2 separate regions of the Homo sapiens genome follow, and region 2 is linked to region 1. A link is a contact called in ENCODE Hi-C or POLR2A ChIA-PET data. All regions are on one chromosome and are shown on one strand. The core of a region is the stretch at or near the end of the contact, and the rest is flanking DNA. Distances in the headings are between cores, read along the strand shown.

Evidence for each region. A loop is a pair of places that touch in the nucleus more often than their neighbours do. ChIA-PET counts read pairs that join two places held with the same protein, here RNA polymerase II (POLR2A). Pooled maps may share reads with other maps.
Region 2: a loop to region 1 is called in a map of K562, with 5 times the contacts of the local background. The contact joins the enhancer-like site here to the promoter of PRKAR2B-AS1 in region 1. A Hi-C loop is called at or near these places in 2 of 168 maps with a recorded cell type or tissue (A673 and K562) and 2 of 50 pooled maps. POLR2A ChIA-PET finds 5 or more read pairs at or near these places in 4 of 52 experiments (HEK293T, K562, OCI-LY7 and 1 more).

The regions. Positions count from the first base shown.
Region 1 is chr7:107,077,702-107,081,569 of GRCh38, reverse strand. PRKAR2B-AS1 (PRKAR2B antisense RNA 1) reads left to right here and starts at 1,961. Exons shown (of 4, transcript XR_007060469.1): 1 at 1,961-2,104. The region is part of intron 2 of PRKAR2B (protein kinase cAMP-dependent type II regulatory subunit beta); the gene reads right to left.
Region 2 is chr7:107,006,084-107,010,031 of GRCh38, reverse strand. No RefSeq gene overlaps it. Among named protein-coding and RNA genes, the nearest start is that of PRKAR2B, 37 kb to the left of the region's middle. RefSeq lists a cis regulatory region at 2,258-3,024. Within about 2 kb of position 2,518, at least 3 of the 41 ENCODE cell types and tissues checked have a DNase peak (open chromatin) inside an H3K27ac peak, as active enhancers do.

The DNA.
Region 1 (3,868 bases), core at 712-3,211:
ATTTTGGTTTTTAGTTGCAATATTAACTTTTAAAATATCAGAAAACATTATCCAATGATTACCTAGTATATAATATATTGCTGGGCTCTCAGAGATGAGACTAACATTCTCTAGTAGTCAGCTCCAAAGAAGTAGCTGGGTCAAGATGCTGATGGGGTGGGGGTGGGAGGGACTGCATTTGCACACACCTGTTTAAAATATCAGTTTAGATTTTTAAAAGGTGGATCAATTTGCTTTCAAAACTACAGTCTACAAATACAGTTTATGATGAGGGACTGAGGTTGCTTTTCTGTTTTCATCTAAAAAGCTAAAGGATGTTACATTTCAGAGAAATCTTTGCTCTCCCCCACAAATAACAATACAATGTTAAGTTAACCCAAATTTGGGGTAGGGGAGTTAGTTGTAATACATACACAAAATTATGCACTTTGGCCAATTAATATTAGGTGGGATAAGTTACAAGAGGAAAGAAGAGACACTAAAATTATGGTGTTTTTATCAGGTTAAAATTTGAAAAATCCAGTCTAATAATATATAAAAGTTTATTTTGCACTCAAAATGTGTCAGACACTATGCTAAAAGCTTTGCCTGCATTCTCTTCCAGAATAACCACAATCTGGTTTTACAGAAGGTCATTTAAGTAAGTTGCCCAAGGTCACACAGCTAATAAATGATGTACCTAAGATCCTAAACTGTATCTGCCTGCCCTGGGTCCAGCCCAGTGCCCAACACATTGTAGGCCCTCATTGAATATTTGACTGTTAAATTTAAAAACAGCTCCAAATCCAGCCTCTTACTTCTACATCATATTGCCTTCTGTACCTAAGATAAGTATCAGACGGTTACAGCGCTCTCATTAGGAAGCTAACAGAGTTAGCCTTAAGGAAAGTTTAGTTAAACAAGTATTTACAGTGAATAAATTATAATCTAAAAACTATCAATCCAACTATGTCCTCTTTGCTCTGTCACCCTTGGTCATCCACAAGATGTAAGACCCTCCAGACCACCATCTTTTCCCTAATTTCATCTCCCCATGCCTTAAGCTTCCCTAGACTGCAAGTACTTCAAGGGCATAATGTGTTCACTGCTGTGCCTAGTGTAGTCCCTGGCAATGGTAATTGCTTGCAAATATTTCCTCAAATGAATTGCTGCTCTGTGGCTTCCTTCTGTCCATTACTACCCTCCTTCCCAACACATTCCCCACACCCTCACATTCTTTTATAAAACATTACTGACTTTTCTCTGCCTTGGTTGAAACTTGATTCTTCTCCAAGAACACTCCTTCTCTTAGACGGTACCACTTCCTGCACACAGTGGGATCTGAAAGATAGTGAGGGCACGCTGTGGCTCCCCACACTGGCATCTGGACCACTCCATGGTGCTCCCACTGAAACCTCTGTGCTCCTCCGAGAGCCACGGCATACAGATGCCCCTTCCTGACTGGTACCTGGCTCACAGTTTTCATTTCACTCCAATGTGCCACCATCGTAGGCAGTCAATGTCCAAGTTGAAAACCCATTTGAGAGCCCATCCTCAACTTATTTTGGCTTCCTTAATTCCAATAAAATGTCACTCAGCCTGCCCTTTAGCAGGCTCACCCTGTAACTATATTCACACTGGTCCTTACCCCAGCACACACTACTCAGGAATCTCACACCGCTCTACACACATGCCTGGAGAAATCTTCCCATCCTCCTTGCATTCTCATTTCTTTACTTCACATTCTATTTTTTCTTTGACCTCATCCAGAGTGTCCTTGTTTCTCAGTCCATTAATTATGAACCTCACTGTTAAGCATAGGGAAAAAGACATGTGAACAAGCAACTACAACATCAAACGATGTGTAACAGTAACGGTATCGGAAGGAAGGAAGGGAGGGAGGGAGAGAGGAAGGAAGCTGATGGCAGGGAATGTGGTGAGCTATAGCAAGGCCTAGATAAGAGAGCCCATGGCATGCTCTGAATATGAGCAGGCATACATGGAGGCAGAACGCAGGCACGCCACGGGCCTGAAGCAGGGCTGCCACACGCCACCATTCGACAACTCAAGGGCACCATTCATTCATGCAGGCTGTCCTGACAAAATGCCAAGTTAGCAAAATAAGGTATGTTTGTTTTTTTTTTTTTAATAATCGCTTCTTTTAGATAAATGTGCAATCTTCCTTTATAAAAGCTTTTTGTGAGAAGTTTCTTATCTCATGTAGCACACACCACGGTTGTATCACCTAAGCCATGGCAATCTGCAATAAGATAAGTACAGAGAGTAAAACAGTGTTTAGATACAATTATAGCAATTTGATATTGCTGTGGCAAATTTATATTTCTCAAAAGTGCTGGTCTGCAGTGCACTGGGAAAACAAAAACGAAAAACTGATCCTTCACACAGAGCTGGTGAAGTAGTGACCTAAACTCCGCTTGTAATTAAAGAATGGTTGCACTACATCTAAATGTCTATTCTATCTACTCATACCTATTTTATACTATCTTATAGATCTAACTCCCCGACCCCTTTCCCCAACAGTGGCAGTGTTCCTGTAATTAAGGCACACGGGGTTTGGTGGGTTACATAATTCCCATGTTATCTTCCAAGCCCTTCCACATCGACTGGCAAAACCACCAGTGTGAAGAGTCTGAGGACACTATAGGCGCAGAAAGATCCTCCCTTCCCACCATGCCCCAACCTGAACAGCTGCTTTCACTATCTTCCTTTCTCCTTTCCCTGGGGGGCTCTAAGAGAACTCTGGGAAAATGCAATTAAGTTCAAGAGATAATCTAATTTCTCATTAGCCTTGAGGTAGCTTATCAGCATTCCAGGGCCTAACAAAAAAGAACCAGAGACTCAACAATGCCACAGATTCCACTGGGTTCCAATTCCCAAGGTTGCTTAAGTATCAGTAAACAAGCGCTGCTAGAGTGTAGAGCAGGAGGGGCAAGTGGCTGGAAATGAGCCAGGAGCAGTACTTGCTCTGTTCACTTGGATTATTCATAATGAATCACAGGGAAGAACCCATTTTATTATAATACTAGTGTGGGCACTGAGAGATAACAGGTGCATGAAGTGACTTGGAGGCCCCCTAAATGGCTTCCATCCCACCCAAGGAACAAGCCTGGACAAAAGCCCCCAGGCCTGTGCCCTGGCATCTCAGAGAACCTCCTTAGGTCCCAGTCCCACCTTCCATCCTGTCTTCCCACCTCCCTTGCTCAAGACTGACACCTCTCGTTTCATCCTGTTGCCTCAGTCAAATTCTCTTTCTGACCCTTGATTTCAGCCTCACCCTGGGTGTCATCCTTCTGACTAACTCTTCATGTCAAGCTCTGCAGTCCTGAAGCCATTTCTTTTCTTTTCTTTTTTCTTTTTTTTTTTTTTTTGATGGAGTATCACTCTGTCATCCAGGCTTGGAGTGTACAGTGGTGCAATCTTGGCTCACCGCAACTTTGCGTCCCTGGTTCAAGTGATTCCTCCGCCTCGGCCTCCCAAGTAGCTGAGACTACAGGCACACGCCACAACGCCCAGCTAATTTTTATATTTTTAGCAGAGACAGGGTTTTGTCATGTTGGCCAGGCTGGTCTTGAACTCCTGACCTCAGGTGATCCACCTGCCTTGGCCTCCCAAAGTGCTGGGAACACAGGCGTGAGCCACCATGCCCGGCCTCAAGAATCTGTTCTTCATGGGTTATCTACTGTTTCATTACAACAATCATCTTGTGAGTTAGGTATTATCCCCATTTTATACCCAGAGAAACTAAGCCTTAGAAAGGTAACTAAGGATACACACACACAGAGACACTTTTAATACGTAGATAGGTGAGTAACAGAGCTAGTACTCTAACCCTGGTCTGATTCCAGAGCCTATACAGCCTCTCCTGGTA
Region 2 (3,948 bases), core at 1,269-3,768, 72 kb after region 1:
TCCTCTCTGTGGAGTTCTTGGTGTTGACATTGGCTATAAAGCCAGTTGTTGATCCGCACCCCTTCTTTTGTCATAAATGAAAAGTACAATCTGGTACTGAACATTTTTATCTCCCTGTATAATCTGATGACTTGTTCTGCCAGGAAAAATTGATTGCAGCATTCATTATCAATGACTTTATTTTTCAAGTTTTTATACTTCTTTGATATCTAAAAGTAGCTAATAAAATCACCGAAGATACACTTGATGAGAATATATCAAACACTTTAGCATGCACATCCAACATTTTAAAAATCCTCTGTTAATTATTTTTTCAGTTTATAGTAATCAGGAGCTTGGCATTGAAATGATCTCTGAACTTAGAAATTGGTTCTTGAGTGAAACCTCAACTTCTTTGTGTTTAATTAGATTTCAGTTGCTCCACTTAAAAAAGGTCACCTAAATTTGGAAAAGACAACCAATTCTAATTGTGACAATCTAATGCCTGCTGAATTTTCTTAGAAAGGTTAAAGTCCTTTTTTCCATTCACTTGGTAGCATTTATCCAGGATTTTTTTTTTTTTTTTTTTTTTTTTTTTTTTTTTTTTTTTGAGATGGAGTCTCGCTCTGTCGCCCAGGCTGGAGTGCAGTGGCGCAGTCTTGGCGCAGTCTTGGCTCACTGCAAGCTCCGCCTCCTGGGTTCACGCCATTCTCCTGCCTAAGCCTCCGGAGTAGCTGGGACTACAGACGCCCGCCACCACGCTCGGCTAATTTTTTGTATTTTTAGTAGAGCCGGGGTTTCACCATGTTAGCCAGGATGGTCTCGATCTCCTGACCTCATGATCCACCCTCCTCGGCCTCCCAAAGTGTTGAGACTACCGGGATGAGCCACCGCGACCAGCCGCATTTACCCATACTTTCACCACAGCACACCAAAAAAAATCTTGAGTCCTCAAAAAAAAGGTAATTATATTTTAATGGATTAGGCTTTGATTCCTTCTCAGCGGCTTTATCAGCTTGCTGTGTGCAAATATTTCAGACTATGTGCACCTAGTTTTCTTTGTGGTAATAATAAAACTGTGTTTCCCACGGGTCTATTAGAGGTGCTGTAGATTGAATAAGAAAATGTCTATAAAGGACCAGGCGCAGTGGCTCATGCTTGTAATCCCAGCACTTTGGGAGGCCGAGGTGGGTGGATCACCTGAGGTCAGGAGTTCGAGACCAGCCTGACCAACATGGTGAAACCCAATCTCTACTAAAAATACAAAAATTAGCCAGGCATGGTGGCACACACCTGTGGTCCCAGCTACTAGGGAGGCTGAGGCAGAAGAATCACTTGAACTCAGGAGGCAGAGGTTGCAGTGAGCTGAGATCCCACCTCTGCACTCCAGCCTGGGTAAGAAAGCAAAACTCCATCTCAGAAAAAAAAAAAAAAAAAAAAAAAAGAAAGAAAATGTCTATAAAGCTCTTAGAGTGGCCGGGCACTGTGGCTTACGCCTGTAATACCAGCACTTTGGGAGGCCAAGCCAGGCGCATTACCTGAGGTCAGGAGTTCGAGACCAGCCTGGCCAACATGGTGAAACCCCGTCGCTACTAAAAATACAAAAAAATTAACCGGGCCTAGTGGTGCACACCTGTAATCCCAGCTACTTGGGAGGCTGAGGCAGGAGAATCACTTGAACCGGGGAAGCGGAGCTTGCAGTGAGCCGAGATTGCACTATTGCACTCCAGCCTGGGTGACAAAAGGGAAACTCTGTCTAAAATTAAAAAAAAAAAAAGTTTTTAGAGTATCTAGAGATAGCTGGGTCATACGTGAAAGTGTGTGTTTCTAGAGAGCCAAGGTAGAATAAGATGGGTGACTCAAGGAGAGAGCTCAATAGGAGTCAAGGCAGGGGAACTTGAAAGGAGCCCTGAGAAATGTGGGCTGGAGTTGCATGGGCTTCCTGAGCTGCCATGCTTCCCGTGACAGTATAAAGCTGTCAGGCTGCATAGTATTCATAGCATTCCTTGGTTCCCATGGAAAATGGAGGCCAGTTCTAGATTATGGCTGAGAACTAGATAAAAGGTTCCAGATGTTCTGTGAACCATGTCAACTTAGTTTACATACAGATATTGAGCAAAATGAGAAAAATATTTTAGCTAAAGATTATAACCCAGAACATCTCATATGGACCATGATTCAAACACAAACTGAATTCCCTTTTTATTTTTATTTTTTTGACTCCCAACAATGTATAAGTAGCCAGGTATTTTTTTTTAAAAGCAAGTATCACCTTCATTTTTGTGGCCTTTCTCACATAGCTGCATGGAAATTTCAACTATGATGGAACTATTGCAATACTGTTTTTCCTTACTGCTGGAAGTATCACTGAATGAGTTTTGCATTACAGTAAAATAACACCCTGAGCTGTCATGTTCCCATAGTTGTCTCTGAAAGTAAAAGCTGTGATCACATCCAAGTTTAGAAGTAGGGGAAGAGGGACCGAGATAGGGAAGGCTATCGAAGCTGCCACTGTTGTAACTGCTGCTGCAGTCACACTGATAAAGACAAGGGGAAGCAGGCCAGCCTGAGATTCTGGGCCTTAAAGCCCTGGCTCTACCAGCAGGAGAGAAAAATAGCAGCTCTGAAGGATTTATCAGAAAACTTTTTTAAGAACAATGTTATGGAAGATGAACTGGTCTCGTATCTCCAGCGTTTCTGGCAAAAACAGCTTCCACTCTTACCTCAGGTAGAATGACCACACTAAGAATTTAAGACATCTCATAGGGATATCTGTCCAAAGCCTCTACGATGTGAGTCATTGTCAGAATTTTTAGGAAAAGACAGTTGACTGAATAATGAACTTTCAGGAAGGCATTTACTAACCTTCAGTTATGGGGGACTTGCAGAAAATGACCTTTTATCTCCACATCTAGCTAACACACTAATTCCTTTGAAGGACTCATTATAGAATGCTTTTCTGTTCACGGTGAGGACATTTTCAGGGCTGAGGGACCTAGCTACAACACATGGCTCAAGAGAAGCTAGCTAGTGATTTTTCCCTCTTATGTTTTCTCCTTACTCAATAGTCCTTATTCTCTTTTTTAAACTGTTGTCAAGAAATAATTTAATCAACTCGTTTCTCCAAAGAAGCAGAAAAAGCAAATAACGAAAAAGGTTCCATGTGTTTTCTTTCTCAGGGGTATTTTCATTAGGGAACTAAGGAATGAAACACTGCATACAGAATTGCAAGCATCAGCTAGCCCAGTGGGGAGGTATTTGGGCAGCAAGCCAAACGTCGCCCATTCTACATAATTGTCCCTCTCCTTTTTATTTTTTATTTTTATTTATTTATTTTTTGAGGCGGAGTCTCACTCTGTCGCCCAGGCTTGGCTCACTGCAAGCTCCGCCTCCCAGGTTCACGCCATTCTCCTGCCTCAGCCTCCCGAGTAGCTGGGACTGCAGGCACCAGCCACCATGCCCGGCTAATTTTTTTAAAAAATATTTTTAGTAGAGATGGGGTTTCACCGCGTTAGCCAGGATGGTCTCGATCTCCTGACCTCGTGATCCACCCACCTCAGCCTCCCAAAGTGCTGGGATTACAGGCGTGAGCCACCGCGCCCGGCCGTCCCTCTCCCTCATAACATGGTAGACCTGAAGGGTTCCTGCTAACACGGTAGACATCTCTCTTACAGCCACTTCAGAAATCACAGCTGGGGGCGGGTGCAGTGGCTAACACCTGTAATCCCAGCACTTTGGGAGGTCGAGGTGGGTGGACCTCGAGGTCAGGAGTTCAAGACCAGCCTGGCCAAGATGGTGAAACCCCATCTCCACTAAAAATACAAAAAATTAGCTGGGCGTGGTGGCAGGCGCCTGTAGTCCCAGCTACTCGGGAGGCTGAGGCAGGAGAATGGCGTGAACCCGGGAGGTGGAGCTTGCAGTGAGCTGAGATAGTGCCACTGCACTCCAGCCTGGGCGACAGAGCGAGAC